Linked DNA regions of Homo sapiens: all the other regions are linked to region 1. The links are chromatin loops, found by intact Hi-C in ENCODE. Cell type or tissue: heart left ventricle. All regions are shown on one strand. Region 1 has its middle 3.3 kb from the start of SAXO4. Region 2 has its middle 42 kb from the start of DAGLA. Region 3 holds the start of SYT7 (synaptotagmin 7). Region 4 overlaps DAGLA (diacylglycerol lipase alpha). Region 5 has its middle 47 kb from the start of SYT7. Region 6 overlaps SYT7 (synaptotagmin 7).

Evidence for each region. A loop is a pair of places that touch in the nucleus more often than their neighbours do. Peaks named below come from ENCODE experiments on the same cell type or tissue, not always from the same donor. Only the 100,000 strongest peaks of a DNase experiment are listed, where the experiment ranks them.
Region 2: a loop joins it to region 1, with 8 times the contacts of the local background. A loop is called at or near these places in 91 of 110 quality-filtered maps.
Region 3: a loop joins it to region 1, with 5 times the contacts of the local background. A loop is called at or near these places in 20 of 110 quality-filtered maps.
Region 4: it touches region 1 in a loop (4-fold over the local background); 27 of 110 quality-filtered maps call a loop at or near these places.
Region 5: it touches region 1 in a loop (8-fold over the local background); 91 of 110 quality-filtered maps call a loop at or near these places.
Region 6: a loop joins it to region 1, with 5 times the contacts of the local background. A loop is called at or near these places in 17 of 110 quality-filtered maps.

The regions. Positions count from the first base shown.
Region 1 is chr11:61,475,779-61,479,778 of GRCh38, reverse strand. No RefSeq gene overlaps it. Among named protein-coding and RNA genes, the nearest start is that of SAXO4, 3.3 kb to the left of the region's middle. In heart left ventricle, a CTCF peak has its summit at 1,949 (motif pointing left); a DNase peak (open chromatin) is centred at 1,943; H3K27ac peaks cover 271 bases.
Region 2 is chr11:61,636,255-61,640,254 of GRCh38, reverse strand. It overlaps the pseudogene RPLP0P2. Among named protein-coding and RNA genes, the nearest start is that of DAGLA, 42 kb to the left of the region's middle. RefSeq lists enhancers at 593-1,120, 1,160-1,660. In heart left ventricle, CTCF peaks have their summits at 1,438 and 1,644 (motif pointing right); a DNase peak (open chromatin) is centred at 1,664.
Region 3 is chr11:61,578,613-61,582,612 of GRCh38, reverse strand. SYT7 (synaptotagmin 7) reads left to right here and starts at 1,537. Exons shown (of 13, transcript NM_001365809.2): 1 at 1,537-1,823. The coding sequence starts at 1,793. It overlaps LOC105369331 (a long non-coding RNA gene), which reads left to right. Exons shown (of 5, transcript XR_950166.3): 4 at 1-17; 5 at 620-1,207. RefSeq lists silencers at 1,087-1,246, 1,257-1,406, 1,427-1,516. In heart left ventricle, CTCF peaks have their summits at 916, 1,117 and 1,862; DNase peaks (open chromatin) are centred at 1,082, 1,432 and 1,701; H3K4me3 peaks cover 1,585 bases; H3K27ac peaks cover 266 bases.
Region 4 is chr11:61,731,678-61,735,677 of GRCh38, reverse strand. DAGLA (diacylglycerol lipase alpha) reads right to left here. Exons shown (of 20, transcript NM_006133.3): 10 at 676-829; 11 at 34-117. Among named protein-coding and RNA genes, the nearest start is that of MYRF, 19 kb to the left of the region's middle. In heart left ventricle, a CTCF peak has its summit at 2,068 (motif pointing right); a DNase peak (open chromatin) is centred at 2,087.
Region 5 is chr11:61,625,911-61,629,910 of GRCh38, reverse strand. It overlaps the pseudogene RPLP0P2. Among named protein-coding and RNA genes, the nearest start is that of SYT7, 47 kb to the right of the region's middle. RefSeq lists enhancers at 287-1,268, 2,624-3,184, 3,185-3,747 and a silencer at 1,460-1,754. In heart left ventricle, a CTCF peak has its summit at 1,584 (motif pointing right); a DNase peak (open chromatin) is centred at 1,600; H3K4me3 peaks cover 217 bases; H3K27ac peaks cover 1,562 bases.
Region 6 is chr11:61,565,705-61,569,704 of GRCh38, reverse strand. All of the region lies in intron 1 of SYT7 (synaptotagmin 7), which reads left to right. Among named protein-coding and RNA genes, the nearest start is that of SYT7, 13 kb to the left of the region's middle. In heart left ventricle, a CTCF peak has its summit at 2,014 (motif pointing right); DNase peaks (open chromatin) are centred at 2,036 and 2,324.

The DNA of each region.
Region 1 (4,000 bases):
AAACCACCACTACAGTGTCTTTGAACCGGGACATGGGAAGGTCGCTCACCACTGTACGGGAGTAGTCCCATCATGCAGACATAATGGGCGTAAGTAACCTCGACAGCACAAATAATAGAAAAATGTACTCACATAATTAAGGGGTGATGAGTTTTAGGTATTTTTTTTTGTTTTTAATATAATTCATTAAATTGCAGGTTTAAGTTATTTATTTATTTATTTATTTATTTATTTATTTATTTATTTATTTGAGATGGAGTCTTGCTCTGTCCCCCAGGCTGGAGTGCAGTGGCACGATCTCAGCTCACTGCAACCTCCATCTCCTGGTTCAAGCAATTCTCCTGCCTCAGCCTCCTGAGTAGCTGGGATTACAGGTGCACGCCACCACGCCCAGCTAATTTTTGTATTTTTAGTAGAGATGGGGTTTCACTATGTTGGCCAGGTTGGTCTCGACCTCCTGAGCTCAAGTGATCTGCCTGCCTCAGCCTCCCAAAGTGCTGGGATTACAGGCGTCAGCCACCGCGCTCGGCCAGTAATTTAATTTTTAACAATGGCAGAGTTAAAAACCAGCTTGCCAATTTCCTGGAAGTTTCGCCTTCAGCTCTCCTGAGCCGGTAGAGCTGGCTTCAGAGCACCCCTGCTCTCAGGGGAGAGTGAGGTATGAATGAAGGCTGAATAAAGGGAAAGGAGGCATCTCCTTTCCTCACCCAGGAGATGCCCTTGCCGCATTCATCCTGTAGTGACCTGGCCTGCCAGGGTGGAGGCTCACTCGTGTCCTCACCCAGCCCCCCATGGGAAGGCAAGCTGAAGCACGTTTGGCACCCACCCTCCGGACTAACGATTCTGTTCAGGGATCACAGGGCACAAGGACACAGGAGTGAGTGCACACAGCCCTGCCCTCCAGCAAAGTGCTCCCATTCTACTACAGAGGCTCGTGGGAGTTCCACACACGAAGCACAAAGGGTGAGACCACCATAGGTGAGGTGCTCACAGGGTGAAGGGAGAGAGGGGCCCTCCTCTAAGTGTGCCTGGATAAGTGGCTACGAGCAAGAGCTTGGACTCTGAAGCCAGATGGTGTGGGTCCTGTCTCTGCCACTAGATAACCGTAAGACAGTGCATGTTCCTTGTGCCTCAGTTTCCCCTTCTGGAGAATGAGTATAATAATGGTAACTACCTGCAGGGTTGTGGTACGCACGAAGCATTTAGCCCAGTACCTGGCACACGGTAGGTGCCATCTAAGAGCTAGGGAAAGAGGTTCCTTTTGAGTACTCACTGCCTGCTAGGCAAAGGGTTGGGCCTAAGGGTTACAAACAGGAAATCCACATGGCCCTGGCCTCAGAGAGCCCACGGTTTAGGAAGGATCTCAGATGTAGCAAAAGAAAGCTCACTGTGGGAGCCCGAGTTCAAAACCTGCTTCTGCTGTGTGTGACTCGGGGCTTCCTCTCTTTGAGCCTGTTTCTGTACCTGCAGGCAGGGATAACTGTGCCTACCTAGCAGGGTCGCTGGTGGATTTGAAATACCCTATGCACAAGAGGTAACAGGCCTGCACCAGGCAGAGATAAGGAAGGGCCCTCTACGTGGAAAGCCCGACAAACACAAAGGCGGAGACAGGTGTCCAGCAGGCTGGGAGCCCTGACTAGTGCAGCGTGGCTGGAGCACTGCGTGGGGAGGAGAGGCTCAGCTGGGAGAAGCAGCCCCCAGGTAGGCTGTAGCCAGGTTTTCCTTTTAGCAGGTGGAGGGGGCAAGGAGGGGTGGTAGAAAGGTTTGAAATCATCCCTTAGGGCTTCTCTTAGGGAGGCTCTAGGCTGTAGCCGACCAAGGACCTGGGCAGGAGTTCAAGGGTCGGGGATCAGGGTCTGGCCGGCGCTGTCCCATCAGAGCCCCCATTAGGTCCCGTCCTCCCGGCGGCCCGTGGGTTTTTTGCTGTGTGGCGACACCCAGCGGCCATAACTCGGAACTGCAGGAGATGCCGCAGATGAATCCCTAAGACCGGGGTCGGGGGGTCCTAGGAGTTGGGGACAGAGCAGCTCCGTCGACCTGGCCACAGCCCCACCCCAAGCCTCACTCACCCATCCCTCCAGAACAGGAGGGTTGCGTCTGGGCAAGGAGTGTTCCGGGAGGGCAAGCGCTGGAGCCCACAAGGAGCGGGAGCCCAGGTGCCAGGTGACCCAAGAGCAGCGTGACTTTTGGACCTGTCACCTGTGGACCTCAGTCCTTCTATCTACAAAATGAAGGAACAGACTAAAAGTCCTTCCATACTGGAAAATCTAGGCCCACCTCATCCCACTCCCTTCCCATATCTGTCCCCATTTATTCAGCACTTTATTGTGCCAGAGCTGAGCTACGAATCACCTCATCATCGCTTTTCACTCCCGGCTCTACGTGGGAACTACTATAATCCTGCCCATGTTACATGTGAGGAAACTGCCTGAGGCCTCGCAGACAGGGAGGAGTGGAGCTGGGATCCAAACTCAGCTTTGACCCTGGAATCTATGCCCCGCCCTCTGGAACACACCAGCAAATTCTCCAGAAAGCGCCGGGACCTTAGCACTGGGCTTTTCCAAAGGGATGATTTTCCAAAGGGATGGGCTGCCCTGGCCAGATGGGCAACTGCCTCCTACTTTCTAGCTCTGCCCAGTCCTGGGCAGTAAGATTCCCGTTTCCAGCCGGGCACAGTGGCTCATGCCTGTAATCCCAGCACTTTGGGAGGCCAAAGCAGGCAGATCACCTGAAGTCAGGAGTTCGAGATCAGCCTGGCCAACATGGCAAAACCCCGTCTCTACTAAAAATACAAAAATTAGCAAGGCATGGTGGTGGGCGCCTGTAATCCCAGCTACTCGGGAGGCTGAGGCAGGGAGAACTCCTTGAATGCAGGAGTAAGAGGTTGCAGTGAGCCGAGATTACACCACTGCACTCCAGCCTGGGCGACAGAGCAAGACTCCATCTCAGAAAAAAAAAAAAAAGATTCCCCTGTTTCCCTCCCATACGAAGGCAGAGGCTACAGACACACTAGGTTAGCAGAGAGGACCCAGTGAGAGGACATGCTGGGTCTCAGCCCATAGAGTTCCTTGGCTGGGATCAGTGGGGTAGGCCCTAACAGGCTCCCGAGGCCAGAGCACACCACCACTGAGTGCTGAGTCCTGAGCAGAGACAGACATCTGCGCTCTGTGCTGGGCCATGTGGGCTGCAGTTCCCTAAAAGAGGATTAACTGAAGTGAATGAGCCACACACCACCAAGTGTGTGTCATTTTGCTTTGGTTGATGTGGGTCTTTATAGCCGCCCTCAGAGGGAAGCCAGGGCTCTTGTAGGGAAGAGACAGGTTGGCATACTTCAGCTTAATGGATAGAAAAGCCTCCTAACACACAAAATAATCCAATAGGGGAACAGGCTGCCCTGGGGGGAGTGAGTTCCCCATCCCAGGAGGCATGCAACAGCTTGACAGGATGACAATAAGAGCAAACTTTCACTGGTTCGTTAGGTATCAGGGACTGTTTCTAAGCACTTCCCATGATTAGCACAATTAAACTTCACCGCATTCCTACCTGGTGGGTGGTATCAGCTCCTCCATTTTATAGATGAAGAAACTCAGACACAGAGAGGCTGCGTAACTTGTCACAGGTCACACAGCTACTAAGGGGAAAAGCCATTATTTGAACCCAGACATCCTGACTTCAAAGGTCATGCTGGTGACCACTTTGATATTGCCTCAAAGGTTGAGCTAGAGGTTCTCAGATCTATTTTCAAAATCTGACCTCCTATGACTTTTTAAATCTCTTTTTAAACCTGATTACCTCTATAGAGAAAAAAAAATAAAAAGATTTTAAGAAAATGTTTATAGAGACAGGATCTTGCTTTGTTGCCCAGGCTGGTCTCAAACTCCTGGCTTCAAGGGATCCTCCTGCCTCGGCCTCCCAAAGTGCTGGGAATACAGGTGTGAACCACCATGCTAGGCCTAAAAATCCTTTTAAAGAGTTCACCCCTCTCATGGTCCTCAGTTTG
Region 2 (4,000 bases), 160 kb before region 1:
ATATAGGGTAAATTCCTAATGTTGCCATGGCATTTGTAAATTGTGATGGCGCTGGTAGGAGTGTCTTTTAGTATGCTAATGCATTATAATTAGCATATAGTGAGCAGTGAGGCTGACCAGAGGTCACTTTCGTCGCCATCTTGGTTTTGGTGGGATTTGGCTGGCTTCTGTACTGCCTCTTGTTTTATCAGCAAGGTCTTTGTGACCTGTACCGTGTGCCGACCTAGCTCATCCTGTGACTAAGAATGCCTCACCTCCTGGGAATGAAGCCCAGTGGGTCTCAGCCTCATTTTACCCAGCCTCTATTCAAGATGGAGTTGCTCTGGTTCAAACATCTCTGACGCTGCTAGGCAGACTCATTGCTTTGTGCACCAAAGCTTGGGCTCTGGAGCCATGTGGGCCTGGGTTCAAATTCCGAATCTACCACTTTAGCCTAATCGCCTAAACCTCTCTGGGCATCAGCTTCCTCATACAGGCTAATAGTACCTGCTCCTCAGGGATCAGATGAGGTACTACATGCAAAGGGCTTCTCCTAGTGTCTGGCACATCATGATCCTTGTTTTAAGCATTTTATTAGCAATTTCTACTGCTTGGAGGGGAGCAAGGGAGCATGACTCTGACCCAATTTACCTGCCTCCACCACCTTTTTGAGAGAGGGCCTCACTCTGTCATGCAGGCTGGAGTTCAGTGACGGGATCCTAGCTCACTGTAGCCTCAGAACTCCTGGGCTCAGGCAATTCTCCCGCCTCAGCCTCCTATAGGTGGGTGCCACCACACCCAGCTAATTTTTTAATTTTAATTTTTTATAGAGATGGGGGTCTCACTATGTTGCCCAGGCTGGTCTTGAACTCCTGGGATCAATCCATCTTCCTACCTTGGCCTCCCAAAGTGCTGGGATTGCAGGTATAAGCCACTGCACTTGGCCTCAATTTACCTGTCCTTTTATACCTTTAATAATCATAAGAATTTTTGAGCTCTGGACTATTCCAGGTACTTTACAGGGTACCACGCCCATAAGGCCAATATGGGGAGCAAGGCATGGGAAAATGGGTGTCTTGCTCTAGGTCCCCTGATTGAACCCTGAGTTCTCTTCTATATGGATGTATACAGGGGTGGGAGGTAGATATAGGGCGGCCCAGCCTCTGTAACTCTCCCGGTGGTAGATTCTCTGGGATGGGAATCACTTCCTTTCTTTGTCCATAACACCAAGCATAAATCGTGGCACCTTTAAAGGAGCTCAAGCAGCCGGGTGCGGTGGCTCACGCCTGTAATCCCAGCACTTTGGGAGGCCGAGGCGAGTGGATCACTTGAGGCCAGGAGTTTGAGACCAGCCTGGCCAACATGGCAAAAACCCGTCTCTACTAAAAATACAAAAGTTAGCCGGGCGTGGCGGCGCACATCTGTAATCCCAGCTACTCAGGAGGCTGAGGCAGGAGAATCGCTTGAACTCTGGAGGCGGAGGTTGCGGTGAGCTGAGATTGTGCCACTGCACTCCAGCCTGGGTGAGAGTGAGATCCTGTCTCAAGAAATAAAAATAAAATAAAAAGGAGCTCAAGCAATGTTTGCAGAGCTCTCCCAGGGCTACATGCAGAGCAGCCCCGATGCTGGCGAGAGGTCACACGCTGAGAGCTGCAGTCCTCCGTGTGGCCACGAGGGGTCTCCACGCTCCACCGAATGGCTGGAGGGTCTCTCCTAAGGCTACGCGCCAGGCCATGGCTAACTCGGAGCCCCTGGACACTGGGCACGAGGGTGACAGGGTGGGACGCCAGGCCCTGGCCTCCCAGGGTGCTATCCGTCCTCCCTCCTGTCCTCCCCTGGGGTCAGGTTAGAGATCACCATGTGGTCCTGCCTCAGGCTGTCATGGCCTGTCAGGGGCTGGGGGCCTGCTTCATGTGGGCTGGATGCCTACTGTGTGCTCCTTCTGCCTGCTCTGAGGCTGTCGTAGCCTGTCAGGGGCTGGGGGCTTCACGCTGGCTGAACACCTACTGTGTGCTCCTTCTGCCTGCTCTGAGGCTGTCGTGGACTGTCAGGGGCTGGGAGCTTCACGCTGGTTGAACACCTACTGTGTGCTCTTTCTGCCTACTCCTTTTCTTTTTCTTTTTCTTTTTTCTTTTTTTTTTTTTTTTTTGAGACGGAGTCTGGCTCAGTCACCCAGGCTGGAGTGCAGTGGCGCGATCTCGGCTCACTACAAGCTCTGCCTCCTGGGTTCATGCCATTCTCCTGCCTGAGCCTCCCGAGCAGCTGGGACTACAGATGCCCGCCACCACGCCCGGCTAATTTTTTGTATTTTTAGTACAGATGGGGTTTCACAGTGCTAGCCAGGATGGTCTCGATCTCCTGACCTCGTGGTCCGCCCGCCTCAGCCTCCCAAAGTGCTGGGATTACAGGCGTGAGCCACCGTGCCCGGCGCCTGCTGGTTTTCTTTAAACCCCACTGTCACAACCGTGGGAGCAAGTGTTGTTTTATTTTTTTTTTCTTTTCTTTCTTTCTCTTTCTTTCTTTCTTTGTTTCTTTCTTTCTTCTTTTTTTCTTTTCTTTTTTTTTTTTTAAAGAAGTAAGCCTTTATTTCCTTGTTTTGCAAATAAAGCTGGCTAAGTTGGTTGCTTTTTGGTGATTAGTCAAAGAGACCCAATCCCATATCCTCGTCTGACTCCTCCCTCCGACTCTTCCTTGGCTTCATCCTTAGCTGGGGCTGCAGCAGCAGCAGCAGGAGCAGCTGTGGTGGCAGCAGCCACAGGGGCTGCAGCCACAAAGGCAGATGGATCAGCCAAGAAGGCCTTGACCTTTTCAGCAAGCAGGAAGTTGTCATCAGTCTCCACAGACAAGGCCAGGACTCGTTTGTACCCGTCGATGATAGAATGGGGCACTGATGCAACAGTTGGGTAGTGGATCTGCGGACAGACACCGGCAACATTGCGGACACCCTCCAGGAAGCGAGAATACAGAGTTTCCTCTGTGATGTCAAGCACTTCAGGGTTGTAGATGCTGCCGTTGTCGAACACCTGCTGGATGACCAGCCCAGAGGAGAAGGGGGAGATGTTGAGCATGGTCAGCAGCGTGGCTTCACTGGCTCCCACTTTGTCTCCCGTCTTGATCAGCTGCGCATCACTCAGGATTTCAATGGCGCCCCTGGAGATTTTAGTGATGATACCTAAAGCCTGGAAAAAGGAGGTCTTCTCGGGGTCCAGACCAGTATTCTGGGCTGGCACAGTGACTTCACATGGGGTAATGGCACCAGCACGGGTGGCAGCTGGCACCTTATTGGCCAGCAGCAGGTCCCTGATCTCAGTGAGGTCCTCCTTGGTGAACACAAAGCCCACATTCTCCCAGATGCGAGGCAGCAGTTTCTCCAGAGCTGGGCTGTTTTCCAGGTGCCCTCGGATGGCCTTGCGCGTCATGGCGTTCTTGCCCATCAGCACCACGGCCTTGCCGCAGAGGGACATGCGGATCTGCTGCATCTGCTTGGAGTTCACATTGTCTGCTCCCACGATGAAACATTTCAGATAATCATCCAATAGCTGGATGATCTTAAGGAAGTAGTTGGGTTTCCAGGTCACCCTGTCTTCCCTGGGCATCACGGTGGTGCGTCAGGGATTGCCACACAGGTTTAAAGACGATGTCACTTCCATGAGGATGCCTGGCAAAAGGCAGGCATTGTTTTCTACGCTGCCTGAAGAGTGAAGAGAGGTGAGGTTGGTGGGGTTGGGACTCCAACTCAATTCTGCCTCGTTTCAAAGCCTGTGTTCCTTTGGCTTCTCTCTACCCCTCTTAGCACCCCCAGGGCATCTCAGGCCTGGCGTCTGGACAAGCCGACTGGGCCTGAACCTCACACACCCAGTTGCTCACACAATCACACCCACACACACTGACACACACATGGGCCCCACACTCCATCCACACCTGGAACCTCAGAGCTCAGTAGGGATTTGATACTCAGTCCTTCAAACCAGCTTCTCATCGAGGGGGTGGGCGGAGAGGAGTTATAAGAGCAATTGCTGTA
Region 3 (4,000 bases), 100 kb before region 1:
GAACAGTCTTCATGGAGGTTTGCTGGGGGAACTTCCTTATCTTTTTCTCAACCGGAAAAGCTGTAGGTGGAGGTGAATGTGTATGTGTGTATGTGTGTGTGTGGTGGTTGTTGGGGATAGCCTCCATGTGATTTCAAGGGGATGGGGTCTGTTTGTGTGTGTGTCGGGGAGACTTGAGATAGAGGGTTGTTCCTGGCTGCCTTCCACACTGTGGGCAGGTGGAGGTGTGGCTGGGCATGAGTAGTGCAGTATAAAGCCAGCAAAAGTGGATTTCTCAGGGTGGAAATAATAATCCTTGACTCTAGGAAGCCTGGCTCACCTGCAAACTGCATTCTCAGCACAGGGGAGGGCAGGATGCTGCCACAGACCCAGGGATTTTGCCCTCTTACCTGACCCATCAGTGAAGGGTAGGGGCAGCACCTGTATTGTGGGGAGCGTCAGTGTATGTGTCTCTTTGTGTGGGCAGCATGTCTGTGTGGGTGTGTGTGTGGGGGGCATCATGTCTGTGTGTGTGTGTGTGTGTGTGTATGTAGGTGATTACGTGTGTAGGTGTGTGCAGGGAGGTCTCTGTGCCTACCATACCACTAATGGTTCATTTCTGGGTTTTTCTTATCCTTAGGAGACAGGTCTCTTCTCCTCCCTGCCCCAGAATCAAATCATCCAAATTCTGTAGAGAAATGAGTGTTCACCTGATTTAGACTGTGCTGAGCCGGCAGAGAGGCAGAGGGGACCAAGAGAGGTCCAGGGTTGGAAGGAGAAGGAGGGATTTCCTTCCTACCCTCCGAAGTGCTAGGGTCAAGGAATAGAGGGGAGGATCAGAGGAGGAGCTGCTGCTATAGAGGGATAGCCAGAGGCTGAAAAGTCTATTTTCTTCTTTCGTGGGGCTGGGTTAGGTGAGGAGGGTCACTAGGCCAAACCTCCTACCGAGGGCAGGGATCTTAGCCCTTTCGGCTCCACCTGTGTGCGAGCTTGCAGAAAGACCGGACTGGCGGACCCAGGCTCAGCGCTGCCAAAAATTCCACTCCTGGTTTTTGCACACACCAGTCCGTCTGCCCCGGACCGCCGCGGTGTTGAGTCCGGAGCTGACGCCCTCGAGCCGCCAGCAAGCGGAAAACCCGGAGTGGATCTCCACGCCTTTTGGATCGGAGCCAAAGGGCACCTCGGAGGAGGTGGCCGGCTCTGCGGCCCTGCCCGGTGCCAGGCCGCGGCCATCGGGGGAGCACGGGCTGGGGGTGGGTCGCGCAGCGGAGCCGGATCCCCTGGCCGGACGAGCCCGGCCGTGGGGCTCGGCGGCCCTCCCCGCGGGGACTGCGAGGCGGGCGGGGCGCGGGGCGGCGGCCGTGCCCTCGGGGCGGCTTCGGGCGGCGGCGGGCGCGGGTGCAGTGCGGCGCGCGGCCGGCAGCGGGCGCAGGCGGTGGCTGTGGCCGCGGCGTTCGGCGGCTGGCGGGCGGCGCCGGCGGTGCCCCGGGCGCGCTCACACACGCGCTCACACACACACATACACACGGCCTCGTACACACACACACGCTCCGGCGCGCACACGCGGCGCGCAGGCCGGAGGGAGGCGGCTCGGCGCTGTTCGGCGGCGGCGGCAGCGTGCTCCGCGGGCGGGCGGGAGGGCTGGCGGGCGGCCCCCGCTCCCCGGCTCCGCGGCTAGGTGCAGCCCGCTCGGCCCCCGCCCTCGGACCCGCCCCCGGGGGTCGCCCGGCCCCATGCCCAGCGGCGGCGGCGGAGCAGCGCGCGGCCGCGGGCGGCTCTGAGGAGCCCGGAGGGAACCGGCGACGAGGGGACCATGTACCGGGACCCGGAGGCGGCCAGCCCAGGTAAGCGCGGCCCCGGCGGGCTGGGGCGCCCCGCACCGGCGGGCAGGACAGCGGCAGCGCCGGACGCCGTCTCGGAGCCCCAGCCTGGGGCTGTTGTCCGCCCGGAGCCGCACGGGCTCCCCCAGGGGTCATCCCAGCCCCGGGGGCGCGGGATCGAGCGGCAGCGGCTCGGACCCCGGTCCCCCGCAGTCTGGACACTGCCAGGCTGGATGTCTGGGACCGGCTTCGCAGTGTCCCCACAAGGACCTCTCCCCCACCCCTCAACAGCCCAAGGACAACGTGTGTGGCGGAGCGAGGAGCCGCTGCCCCTGTGGGAGCCGGGCAGTGCCCTCAGAGGCACCCGAGGCTCCCCAGCACCGGTGCCCCGGGGGTGCCAGCGCTGGCGGACCCCAGGGCGAGGATCCCGGCAGCTCTTGGCCAAGGTTGCGGGCACAGGGGAGCGGAGTGGCATCGCAGTGCCAACTGTGAATTGAGAGGGTGCCAGGGGGCAAGTGGGAATCTGGTGCGGCAGCTGGGCAGGGAGGTTCTGGGGGGTGGGGAACTGCAGGGGCGTTGATGGGTGAGACGGGGGTGCCTGAAGGGAAAGAGAGCAGGGGCTCATGAGAATGGGGGTGCCAAGAGAATGTTCTCCTAGGTTTGGGGAGGGGGAAGCAAACAACCCCAAACTCTCTCCCGTCCTGGGGTGGGGGAGGGCCGAACTCCTTTGCCTTCTGCTTCGCCCGCCAGGGGAGTGGCCTGGGAGCCCACTGTCTGCTTGGTATCCTCTAAGCCAAAGCCGAAGAATCTTCCCGTCTTCCTCGGAAATTGCTCTGCCATTTCCTCCTTGGCTCCTGATGCCTCCTCACCCAGTGCCCACCTGTAGGCAGGTCCCCTGCAGCTCCTGCCCAGGCTCCATCCCCGCTCCCACCTGGGGTGCTCCACCCAGTCCCAGCACCCCCAGTCTGCCAGTTCTGGCATCAGGGTCTGTTTCTGGGCTTCTCTCTGATGCTAAAAGCACGACTCCCCAGCCCAGGATGTGCTCCCAAACGAAGAGCCTCCAGGCTCCCTCCTGCCAGCCTCCTGGGGGCGGCGGTGCTGTAGGGAAGGAAGGGCTCTAAGACCCTGCACAGAAGGAGCCTGCAGCCCTGAGGCTCCTGAAGGCAGTCCAGTGGGTGCTGGCTTTGCCCACTGTTGCCCTAGCCCCACATTTGCTCTTTCCCCTCTAGGGGCAGCCTCAGCCTGTCCCTGCCTCCTGAGGAATCGGCTCCCACCCCCCATCGATTCTTTTCAGTCCAGTCGATATTGAGGACGACCCACTGGGCGCCAGGCACTGCCCTCACTCAGCACTTGGATATGAGGGTGAGAGATTCAGTCTCCTTCTCTGGAACCTTGCGCCCTTCTCTGAATGTCCTCTAGGTGAGGGCTGAAGGGGCATTGCCTGTGGAGAGCCCTCCCCTCATCTGTCTGGACCTAGGTCACCTACCCTGGCATCTTCGTCGAAGAGGCCGCCGGCTTCCAGCCCATGGCCCGTGGCAGGAGTATTCTCTTGCTCTGCTCACCTTCTTAGAAGCCAGTAGCTTAGTTCAGAAGCCAGCTCTGGGGTATGAGGATGGAAGGTAGGGAAGAAATAAGGACACTATCCATCCCCTCGCCCACCAGGCTGGCAGCCTCCCCTCTGGCCTGTTAGGCCACTGGCCTGGGGCTGTGCCCTCTCCCCTCTCCCTCCCTCCTCTTTCCTCCCATGCCTGGGCACCATGACATCACCACTCCTCCAAGCACCTCTGCCCTCACCACGGAGGCCAGCTTGACGTGCTTGGCATCTTCTAGGCAAAGGGTCTGGAGTCCAGTACCATCCCTGGTGTGCTGGCAGCCCTCAACTCTTCCCTCACCCCCTCCTTGAATGGGCCTCTCTGGCTGCAGTTGGGACCTGTCTTGCCCACCCCAGTTGCAGCTGCGGGACCCACCAGTGCCTGTGGTAGGGCAGCTGTGACTGGGAAAGGGGCTGGCCTGAGGCTGACTCCTCTCCGGTGTGGGCATTGGGCTGGGTGGGGTCAGACATAGGCTGGAGAGGGCACAGTCTGCCTTTGAGCCTAGTCATCTGGGGTCCTTGAGGAGTCAAAGATCTCATTCTGGCCTCTGCCCTCTGGCATCCCTGCCCACCTTTGTAGGCTCTATAGTTCCAGGTCAGATTTCCCTTC
Region 4 (4,000 bases), 260 kb before region 1:
ACCCCCGGGGGCTGGGAGCCATGGGCAGCGTACCTTGGGGGACAGGGTCCCCCGGATACTGATCACCACTTTCTTCTTGTCATGGTCCACCGCCACGTAGAAGGGCGTTTCATAGACCTAGGAGGCGGGCAGCTCGTGAGCCTGAGCGGCCCTGGTGGGGCCACACTCAGGGAAAGTGACCTAGGCAGGTCTCCTTCCTGGCCAGGAACTCTGGCTCCACCAGCCACGGAGCCTCTGCCGCCAGAAAGGCTGACGGGCTCCCAGGGTCACTGGGGATCTCCTCCCGATCCCAGCCACAGGCCTGCCCTGCCCTCCCCGCTCCTTGCTGGCTCTGGCAGCCCTGAGTGCCACCACTTGCCCCTGAGTCCAGGTGATGGCTGCCCCTCCCTGCTTCTGCCCTCAATTCCTTTCCCTAAAGGGCTAGGGCTCGGCAACCCAAACACTGGGTGTGGGGTTGATGTCTGCTTTCCCAGCCCCAGAGGTGGTACAGGCAAGCCAGGGTCTGGGGAAGAGAAGGGGGCCACCTCTGGTCTGCCCAGCTAGGGATGCCTGGAAGCTGCAGCCAGCCAGCACCAGCCAAGCAAGGGCTCCTGCCGGCCTGGAAGGATAGCCTCAGCACCCTAGGCCCTCAGCTGCCTGCTCCTGACACCAGGCCCCAGCCCTGCCCGGCCTCACCGCATCATGGCAGGAGGTATAGACGATGTCCACCGCAGTCATGTTCTCGTCCAGGAAGTGGCGCCGGATGGCAATGGCATTACAGCCACAGCAGTTGTCTTCCTCGATGGTGACTCCAGGGGCGAACCGCGGCCTCGCAGGACACAGGCAACACCTAGGGTGGGGTGACAAGAGAGTTCAGGGCCAGGGAGTCCCCGAGGGAACAAATGTCTCCTGCCACTGTCCCTGGAACCAGTTCCAGTTGGGCATTCAGCCCCACTGCCTCTACCAAATTGCCCTTGCTAAGTCCTAGTGACCCCCACGTCACCAAATCCACTGGCCACTCTTAGCCTTCCTCTTAACTGAGCTCTTGGCGGCACCTGACCCTGTGGGCCCTTCCCTCTCCCCACCTGGCTGGGGCCCCCTCCTCTCTGGGATCTCCCCTCCGGGCAGGGCCTACTCAGCGATGCACCCAACACTGAAGCCCTGGGGTCCCTCTGGGGGCACTGGCTCCTCCATGCACTCATGCAGTCTTGTGTTTTAGACACCATCTGCATGCTCAGGAATCCACCCCAGGCCTGCCCCAACACCCAGATGCTTCCATCCAATGGCCTAGCCAGCACCTCTCTCGGACACCTGACACCCTGCCAGCTCTCAAACCCCTTCCCTGCTTGTGTACCCCAACCCTCCTGAGGTCTTCCCAAGGCCCCTCGGTGGCTTGGCCTCTGGCTTGCAACTGTCTGTGGCTCCTCAGCCCTCACCCCCACGGCCATGCCACTCGGTCAGTACACGTACTCGGCTTCCCTTCAGACTCAGAGCTGGACTCCAGGCACTCCCTCACCTCCCCTACCCCTGCCCTGGCAGCTCTGCCTGGGACTGTCATGGTGGCCTCGACTGGCCTCCTTGCACTTGCCCCTACGCTCTCAGCTCAGCAACAGAGTGGCCCTTTTAAGATAAGTTGAGCCACATCATTTTCTTTTTAAGACCCTACAGCAACGCCCTGTCTACCCCACCTGGCTCTGGTCTCTCTGACCTGCTGCCAGCGTGTTCAGCAGCACCTGAGACAGCGTGGCCTGGCCCTTGCTCCTCTGGGCCTCTGTTCAAACGTCCTGTCACAGTGAGGTCTCTCTTGCCACCTCATCTAACAGCCAGGGCTCCCCAGGCCCCCAGCACTCCCCATCCCAGGCACCTGGCTTTATGTGGGTCCAAAGTGCCCATCCGCTCCACCATGTGCCCTATTTGCCTTGTCTATGCGCTGTCCGCCTCCTCGCTGGGCAGTGAGCACCACAGAGAGGTCCACAGCTGTATCCCCAGCACCCAAACAGGGCCAGGTACACAGTAGCCTCCCCACAGAAATGAATGAGGCAGCCTGGGAGCTGGGCACCCAGCTAGGTGCAGCGGCACCTCAGGCCACCAGAGGGAGCCAGCATCCAACTGCTAAGGCACCAGACGCTGGAGCCCACGTGACTGGGCCTGCCAGCTGTCACGGGATGACAGCTGAGATTTTATTAAGAAGCTTGGATTCTGGTGATGCTAGGAGGTTTGTCTTCACTCAGAGCATCACCTGAGTGACTATTACACACTTTCCAATGGGGAGAGACTTTGCTGAGAAAGCCACAGTGCTTGCTGGGGGGACAAAGCCGATGTACAATGGGAGAGCATGGTCCCCCACACTGCAGGTCAAGTGGTGATGGGCCAGGGTCTAGGGGCTGAGCTCCTGTGCTCGGCAGCTGTTCCCTCTCCAACCTCAGCTGAGCATGAGGCTGTAACAGTGTGGCCTTTGGAGACTGGAGGCTTGAGTTTGAACCCTTGCTGTATCACTTCCTGACCGCAAGGGCCTGGAGGTCACTCAGCCATTCTAAGCCTCAGTTTCCTCTTCTGTAAGAGCAGGTGGTGACAGCTACTTCACAAGGCTGGTGTGAGATCAAGGGTCCAAGATGCAGAAATGGTCTGGCCTATAATAGGTTCTTAATAACGAGTGGCTCCTCGCTTCTCCGGTGACAGGGCTGCCTCTGAGTCAGTGATGTGTGGGCCAGGAGGACCAGTCAGGGGAGCAGGGCCAGCACCCCGGATGGGAGGGCCCTGGGGCTCATCCAGGGCAGGGCTAGGGCCAAGCCAGAAGCAGGCCTGGCTCGCTGTGCTCTGCATGGGCTGAGAACTGCTGCCAGGGGAGAGGCCTGGGCCCGAGGCAGATGGGCAGCCCTTCTCCCTCTGGCCAGGCTGTTATGGACAGGCTGGGGCACTGGACTCTGGCCTCCTCCCAACACCCTGGGCTGCAGGCCTGCCTCTCTCTGCCCCACAGGCACCTGGTTCTTCCAGGCAGGGGCCTGGCTGGGCCCTCATGAGGTCTAGGGACTCTGCTCTCTCTGCAACACTAAGGCACCTAATACAAATGCCAGCACCCCTCCTGTCTGCAGAGCACCAGAGAGCCCTGCCTGCCAGTGATACCCTGGGTTCTGAAACACCCTATGGGCAGGCAGGACAGATACCACCTGTTACAGTTTAGGAAACAAAGGCTCTAAGAGCTGTCCCCACACCACCAGTGAGTAATGGAGCCTGGTGCTCATTTTGAAGAGTTCTCTGCCACAGCTGGGACTCCCAGGGATGCAGGCAAGAATGCCAGGCACATGCAGCTGACAAAGATGGGAAGGGGGCATGAGGTGCTCTAGTCCTCTCTGATCAGTCGCTGGAGGGATGGTGAGAATAAGGCCCCGAGAGCCACCCAGCTTTCTGAGGACAGGGAGGGCGCTGCAGAGTGGGTGTGGCTGCTGTGGGTCCCAAGGGCAGGGGTGTCAAGGAAAGAAGCTGCTGCCCAGCATGCCAGCCTTTCCAGAACGGGAGCCCAGGGAACTGTCCTCCTTCTGCCTGGCATGAGCTGAGGGCGGAGACACCCAGGACAGGGAGGGGTTCCTCCTGGAGCAGGCGCCCTTCTCTGGCCCACTTAGGAATGCAGAGTCCACCCAGCCCCCAAGCGGTGGGCTGAGCGCAGAGCTAGGCTGCAGGCCAGGTCTGGGGCTAAGGCCTTTCCTAGATCCTATGAAGAAGGTTGGAGCCTTAACTAACAGGCCTTCTTGGTGCCTTTTCAAAGACCTCTATGGATTGGGCCTCTCTACTAGGAAAGTCCTTTCTTCTAGAAAGGCAGAGCACATGAGGGGAGCCGAGAGAAGGGAAGATGTGGGCAGAAGGGAATGGCTGAGGGGGCAGAGAGAGAACGCCAGAAGGGGAGGGGAGGCAGCAGTGTGGGTGTTATGCAATATCTCATCTAGCCCTCTCCAAAAAATTCCACGAGGTATGTATCAACATCTCCACTTCGCAGATAAAGAAACTGAGGCTCAGAGAGGTGGAC
Region 5 (4,000 bases), 150 kb before region 1:
CAGAGAGACTGTGAAAGTCCAGTTCAGCTGGGAAGCAGGGAGGGGGTGAGCGTCTCCATCGCCTCCCAGAGCCATCTCGCCCAGGGGCAGGTTACCAGCTTCAGGCCCTTGTCCTCACTCCCCACCCCCTGCCCCACCCCCCACTGCTTGGTGGGGGCCTTGGGCAAGGCCATCCGGTCGGGAAGGGGGACATGTTCCTTCTCTGCTCCCCCAGGGGCCCTATGGCTCCCACTAATTGTTCACAGTTCATACCCTTGGCTCTCCGCCCCCCTCCCCCAGGGCCTGCCTGGGCGCTTCTCCTTTGCCCTCACCCTTGTGTGTGTGTGTGTGTGTTGTTGTGTGAGTCCTGAAGGTCATGTGGTCACCCAGTCTCTGTCTTTGTCTGTCTAAAAGCTAGTATGGCACAGTGTGCATGTGTTTATGAACACGTCCCTCCCACCCGAGGGTTCCTAGCCTCAGAGTCAAGTCCCCCTGGGCCTTTCAAGGCTGTAAGAGGTGATTCTAGGGGCTACAGCAATAGAGACCCAGCCAGAGGGAGCAGGAGGGCTCCAGCCCACAATTCCAGGAGCCCCACGGCCAGCCACCTCCGGAGGAACACACGGCCTACGTGAAAATAGCCCGCGGCACAGCCACAGCACCTGGCGTGGCTGAATTCCTCTCCTGCCCCGCTCAATGCCCAGCACCAGCCCGACACTGCCGTAGAGGAACTCGGGAGCTGCTTGCATTTCAGAAAGGGCCCCTTCACCACAGTTAGAGAGCAAATAAATGGGTCCTCTGGGGCTGGGGCTGGGGCTGGGATTCCCTCTGTAGCCCCCTTCCCCACTGTGGAGGCCCCTTTCCTCCACACACCCTCACCCCTGCAATTCCTTACCTGGAGCAGAAACAAGGTTCTACCCAGGCCATGGGGCCTGGCCATGCAGGTCAGCCCTGGGTCCTGGTGGAGGACCCAAAGTCTCCCTGCTGAGGACCAACGTCCGGTGGCCCTAGCTGGGGTGACATCACACAAGGGGCTCGCACAAGGCTTCTGTCTTCCAGGAAGGAGATGGGAAGAGAGATCTCCCTGCAAAGGCTGGAAAAGAAATCACGTCCCAGAATTGTTGGCAGAAGGTTAATTGGATGCATTTGTAAGCTTGTTCCTGGGACAGGCATGTTAATAGCACTAAAACATCTGAAAACTTCCAGAGCTACACGGAGGAGTTAATAGGCCTGGAGAGTCCAAGGTTACATTGAGGCACCTCCCAGCAGTGGAAAGAGCAGTGGACCAGGAGCCTGAGAGCCTGAACCCCTGGCTCCTCACCACATCTCACTGTGGTCCCCAGGCAAGCCCTGGCCTCTCTAGACCTGGAAAACATTAGTGTGGAAGGCGGGTCGCCTGGGTCGTCCGAAGGAAGCCTCACTGTGGTCTTGTGTGGTGATGTTATCATTATTTCCGTTTTGTGGAAGAGGAAACTGAGATTCCTCAAATGAGGTGCAATTTGCCACTGCTGGTGCTGGGGTCAGTACTGGAGCCTGACTGCATGCCAAGGGCTAAAATCACAGGGCTGGACCAAGGGCCAGCCAGAATAGACGTTCCCTTGGTGTCCACTGGGAGGCGCCCTAGACTGCTTCTCCTAGTTGGCACCAGCACCTGAATCCCTCAGCCAGAGTGGTTTCCCCTGAGTGATCTCTGGACAAGGTGGGACTGGGGGCTGCCAGCTCCTGGGGCAAGGTCAGGAAGCTTCCTGGTCCTCCCTCCCCATCCTAGCCACCTCCATGAAGGAGCCTCCTGCTCTCACCTTCCAAGGGCAAGGGAGGGAAGAGTGAGGTTTCAAACCTTCCCTCCTCAGGCCCCTGGGGAGCCCATGTATCAGATTGGAGTCAGCTATAAATGTCAGAGGCTCAGAGAGGGTTAGTCACTTGCCCCAGGTCACATAGTCACGTCCGTCTGATTCTGAAAACCTAAACTTGGTCCTGATTCAGGCGAGGCTCACGGCAGATGTGGTGGGATTCCGTCGGTCACATGGCCCACAGCAGGCAAGAAGGTGCTGGTCAGCTGGGCCTGCAAGTCCCACTGGTGGCAAAAGGGCTGAGTCTCGTAGAGGGGGTTCCTACAGTCACTTGAGGGTCCAGGGCTGCGTGCAGGTAGTCAGGGCCAGGCATGGGAGCTCGTGAAAGGGCAGGAGGAGGCATTCAGCCAGTGGATGTCCTTGGCATCAGGGTCCGTGTCTGTATCTGAAAGTGGGCATGTAAGTGGGGGATGGGGTGGAGGCAGAGGGCTGCGGCTCAGGCCCAAGACCCCAGGTCATGCTCGCTCAGAATTCAAGTTTGTCAGCTTGTTAGAAGAATGAGGATGGTGACAGCCGGGGATCTGGGGAGGAAGGAGGCCTTTGGAGATGGGAGTTGGGGAGGCTGTGATTGGGGGATGTTGAGCAATGGCTTGAGGAAGTCGAAGGATCAACCTTCCCGAGTATTCCGAGTTGGTCTGGAGCTGACGGGGAGTGGCTGGGCTGGGTGAGGGGAGGTGACAGTGACATTGAGTTTGGGGACACAGTGCTCATCTCTCCCTGCTGGGCTTTCTGGAAGGTGGAGGACAACAGGAGGGAAGCCGAGCATCCCAGGACAGAGCTTTGCAAAGTTACAGCTGGTTCCTGCCCTCTATACTCAACTCTAGCAACTGTGACTCTCTCCTAGAGCAAGCCTGACCCTACTGAGACCCCTACCAACATAGAGACCACCTAACCCAACCCGTTACTCAGGTCACCTCACCACAGCAGAGGCAGGAGCAGGCCCAGGGCTGGAGAGAAGCCCATCCCCAGGCCCCAGGGCTCACAGCAAAGCCAAGGAGACAAGCAGCCACCAGGTGCACCGGATTAAGGCTGTCCAGGTAGGGGGCTCCATTTCCCCGTAGACAGAGGTAGCCAAGGGGACTATAGGGCTAGAGGAGGCATCCTGGAAAATCCCAGCCCTTCCCCAGCAGGTCACAGAACCGGCTCTCCCAGCTGAGGCCCTTCCCTCCCAGCAACATGTCCAGGGGCACCTGACTTGAACTATAAATAGAGGATGACGGAAGGCTCCGGAAGCCCAAGGGAGGGCAGGAGAAAGGAATTCTGATTCTCCCCCAGCGAGGCCCTGCAAGGCTGCACTGACAGAGCAATCTCTTCGAGGTTGGATAGGAGTGCCCCTGGCATTGGAGGTCCAGGAGGGCCATTCAGGCAGAAGGAACAGTCTGGGGAAGCAAGGAATGGAGCAGGCAGGTGGCTCTGAGAGGCTGGACACAGGCTGCAAGGGACTGCGGCAGTTCCTGAGACCCAGTGGCCAAGGGCCCTGAATGTCAGGCTAAGGGCTTTGTTCTGGAGACCTGAGTCTTGGTCTCAGGGCCGTTCTGGTTTTGTGGTGAGGAGTTAAGAGTAACACACAATGGGGGGAGGGGGGAGGGATAGCATCGGGAGATATACCTAATGCTAGATGACGAGTTAGTGGGTGCAGCGCACCAGCATGGCACATGTATACATATGTAACTAACCTGCACAATGTGCACATGTACCCTAAAACTTAAAGTATAATAAAAAAAAAAAAGAGTAACACACAAGGCCGGGTGCAATGGCTCACGCCTTATAATCCCAGCACTTGGGGAGGTTGAGGCAGGTGGTCACTTGAGGTCAGGGGTTCGAGACCAGCCTGGCTAACATGGTGAAACCCTGTCTTTACTAAAAATACAAAAATTAGCTGGGCGTGGTGGTGCACACCTCTAATCCCAGCTACTCGGGAGGCTGAGGCAAAAGAATCGCTTGAACCTGGGAGGCGGAGGTTGCAGTGAGCTGAGATTGTGCCACTGAACTCCAGCCTGGGCAACAGAGCAAGATCCCATCTCAAAAAAAAAAAGAGTAACACACAAGAACATGTAACATACAAGAACAAGGTCACCTGGAGCAGAGTACCAGAAAGTACATGGCCATCTTTCCCCGTGGAATGGAGGAATACCATGGTGTGCCAGAGACTATAACTATTCCCCAACATCTGT
Region 6 (4,000 bases), 90 kb before region 1:
TTCCTGGAGTCTTCCAGTATCTGTCTCTCTGCCTCTGCCCCTTCTGTAATCTTGACCGTTTTCTGGGGCACCTTCTCACTTCCTCTCTCTCCATAGAGGGGAGATTCCTACCCCTTCCTGTCTCTCTGGCTCCTGAGATTCCTCCTTTCTTCCTGCGATGTGTCCCTGTTTTTCTGGCTCCTCCTGGCTCCCTCTGCTGCCCCAGAGCCCAGGTCTCTCTCACTTACTCTGCATGGACATGTTCAGGCTCCTTCCAGCTTTTTGTCCCCTTGCTCTCTCCCACTTCAGAGTCCCTCCCTCCCCAGCATCCCTGCCTCCCTTCTTCCAGTTCTGTGGAGCTCTTTGCTCCTCCATCAGCATCCCCTGCCCTGACAGAACCCTGACCCAGGCAGTTTCTGTGGCTGGAGCTGCTACCCAGTACCTCCACAACCCCCCTGCCCTCTGTGGGTTGAGAAAAGGGTCAGTCCAGGGCCGAGGGACTGGCAGCCCTGCCTCCTAATTAGCAGGAGGTAATTGCCTGGAAAAAAAAATTCATTTAGAATGAGACTCCGAGACTCCAAGTTAAAGCTGAGCCAACCAATGGACCCCGGGGAGTAGGAGTGGGGAAGCAGCCCAGGTCATGGCCTCAGGAAGCCCCTCAGGAGATGAAAGCCCCTAGGACTCCCTGCCTGGCTTGTCCCCAGCACCCCAGCCTTGGGGAAGTGGGAAGAGTACACTGGACTGGGTGTCCCACCGTCTTTGCCTGAGTTCTGGTTCCACAGCTCACTGTGTGACTTGGGGCAAGCCATTTATTCCTTGGAGCCATACTTTGCTCTCCTACAAAATCAGAACAGGGCCATCCCTGCCCACTTCACCCCTCAAGATCATGAGGGTCAATTCAGACAGTGGCTCTGAAAGCACTTGGCAGGCTGTAAAGTGCTACAGAGTTCAAGGTGTTACTCTCTTCCTTCATGTGGCTCTCAGCCAAGAGGTGAGGATGGTGGGGGGCTGGAGTGGTCTTGGAGAAACCTGAGGCATAGTGTGGCCTCTAGAACATGGAAGGATGATGAGGTAGATCCAGCTGAATGGCAAGAGTAAGGGCAGATGGATACACTCTCCCATGCCCGTCTCAGCACTCGCTGGCTGCACCAGCCTGAGCGGTCACCTCCCTTTCTGATCCTCACTTTCCTCATGTGTAGGAGGCTGAGCATGATGCTCCCTCCTGGGGAGGCAGGGTGGCTGGAAGGCTAAATGAGATCATGTTTGCACAGCTCTTAGCACAGTGCTTGGCATACAGTAAGTGCTCAATAAATGATACATACCAGCTATGTCTACTGTAATTGAAGGCTATTATCTTGACTCCCTTGACTCCAGAGAAGCTGTGGTTTTGGGTGCTGGCTTTTCACGTGGTATTATTTGTTTTGCTTTTTGTTTTTGGAAGGGGGAGAATCTCTACAACCCAGTAAGGTTCATATCAAGCAGCCCCTAGAAACACCAAGCAGATCTGCCTTTCAAAGAGCCCCACCTGTAGGGTGGGGGAACAGGAGTGGGCTGCAGTTATGGCATTCTCCTGCAACCCCTCACTTTTTCCTGGGGCGGGTATGGGCAAAGTTCTTGTTTGGGTGGGGGAGAGGTGTGGAGCCTCTGCCCTGGGGGAGGCCTTTGTGTTCATCTTGGCGGGACTGGCCCTGCCACAGAGGAAAGGTTGGTGTTTGTTTAAACAAGCCTTCCCCACCCACCTTGGAGGAGGGAGCAGGAAGTTTTGCCTGCCCCAGGTCTGGCCAGCTGGGTTGAGGCTGCACTGTGACCCAGGCAGCCCCAAAGCGGCCAGGATGCAGTCAGACAGGCTGGAGTGTGCGGGTGTCGGGCAACGCCGCAAGCTCTGAGCGCCAGATTGCCCCGGGAGCGGTGAGGGGGCGGCGGGGGCCGGAGAACCGTCTGCCGCTGCTTCGCCGCTGGCCCAGGCCGCCGCTGGGGACCGTCTGTGCGCCCGCCGGGGTGCAGTGCCCGCGCCAGCCACCAGGAGGCAGTGCGGCGGGCCCCCGGGAGGGAATGGGGCGTGGTATTTACCACGTTCGCGGGGCGGCCCTTTTTGTCCTGAGTCAGGACTGGGGTCTTCAGCATCCGAGGACCTAACTCGAGGAAAGGGGGCTCTTGAGGTCACTGGGTGCTGCCATAGCTTCAGCTGAGGGTTGATCAGGGAGGCATTGGCAGAGGAAGGCGGAATCACTATGCACAGTCTCTCGGATCCTGCTCGCTGGGAGCTGCGCAAAGGGCGACCTGGAAGAGGGCGCAGCCCCAGGACTGAGTTCTGTTTCAGCACCAAGGACAAGGAGCCGCGTGGCCGACAGCTGTTTCAGCACCTTGGACAGCTCTGGGGGGCGGGGCGCTCAATGGCTCCATCCTAATATTTGCCGTGTAAATGATACCCCTGAATATGATAGAACGGCATCTCGTAGAGGGAATCTTAGACCCTGCATTCCAGCCAGGAGGCTTAGGACCAGAGAGTTGAGTGAGTAGCCTGAGGTCACACAACTGGAAGTGACAGAACAGGATTCAGATCCGCAGTGGTCTCTCTATCCATTTCTCCCGCCCCTGGATTCCCACTAGTTATCTCTGTCCTGAAACCTTTCTGGGAGCTTCACATTATGTTGCATCCCCAGGAGCCTTTGAGCTTGCAAAAATTAAATGCACTCCCCTCCCCAACCATAAGCCCTGGCCATGGATTTGAATCCCAGGATGGAAGATTTCTAGCTCTGGTGGCCTTCACGGCTCCAAGCCTCAGGTGGAAGGGCATTCGGGCAGGTGGCCCGTGAGGAAGCCTATGACTCGGGGAGATAAAGTTGAGTCATCAGCATGAGGAGCTTTTAAGTGCTCTGAGATCCTCAAATGAAACATAGCATACAGTTCCAACCCCAGCTTCTTTGCAGCGTGTATTATTAATAACAATAAGATGCTGATTTAGGCCAAGGCACAACAATGCATTATTCATAGGAGTAACTAGTGGTCAAGGCCCACACTTAATCATCACACGTCCCTGATCCTGCCTCTGCTCCGCATTCCCGGTGAAGAGCCCCCTCCCCATTCTGAGCCCCTCCTTTCTTGGGCTCCTGCTGCTCTGACAGACGTGATCATTTTCACAGCTGCTCAGGTGGCTCATCAGCTTTGGGATCAAGGTGGGTGGGGAGTGTGTCAGGTTCCGAGCTAACTCCTGGCTAGCCACTCTTCAGTCTGGGCTCCCAGCTCAGAGCTGGCACCTGGCCCTTTCCATCCTGAATGGCTTTGGCCTTGATGACTTCTGGGCTTAGCAGCTCTCTGGGGTCTACAGATGGCCAGTCTCCCCTTCCTCCTCTTTTGAGGCTGAATACTGAAGCCAGATGCACCAGGCCTCCCTAGGCCAGGAATTGTGGGAGGTAGGGGTGGCTGTGGTGAGGTGAGGTGAGGTGAGGTGAGGGGGTCACTGAGCAGAAGATACCATCACCTCCATTAAATTCAATAATGCATGTGAAACCCTCAGTAAACTGTGGAACACTTTATAAACTGCTCTGCACTGTACAGATGTGAGCCATTATTACCAAGGCCATGTCTCGACTGGAAGAGACAGCAGAGGTAGGGAAGGCATGGACAAGGTCCTCATAGCTCACCAGGTCTCGCTCTCTGATGAGGAGTAGGAGTGCTTGTGGATCCCGACATGTCCCTGTCCAATTTCTTGCCGGAACGGCTGCTGGCCCATCCAGATAATCCTTCATTCACTGTTTACTCACTTGGCATCTCCTCTGAATTCTAAACCGTCTGCATCTAGCCGGCCTCTGCGGCCCCAGCCAGCGCACTCTCCCTAGCTCACTCACACATTATCTGTTTTTATTACAGTCAAGGTTGAGGAAGCTTGCTCGTGCTGAGCCCCCATTTTCAGCTACTTGTAACTTTCCAAAACAATTCCCCTTGGGCTTCCTCTTTTGCTAGCCTAGTTCCCACCCTGGGTGAAGCCCAAGGGGTTGTGGGCACCTCCAGGGCTTTCCAA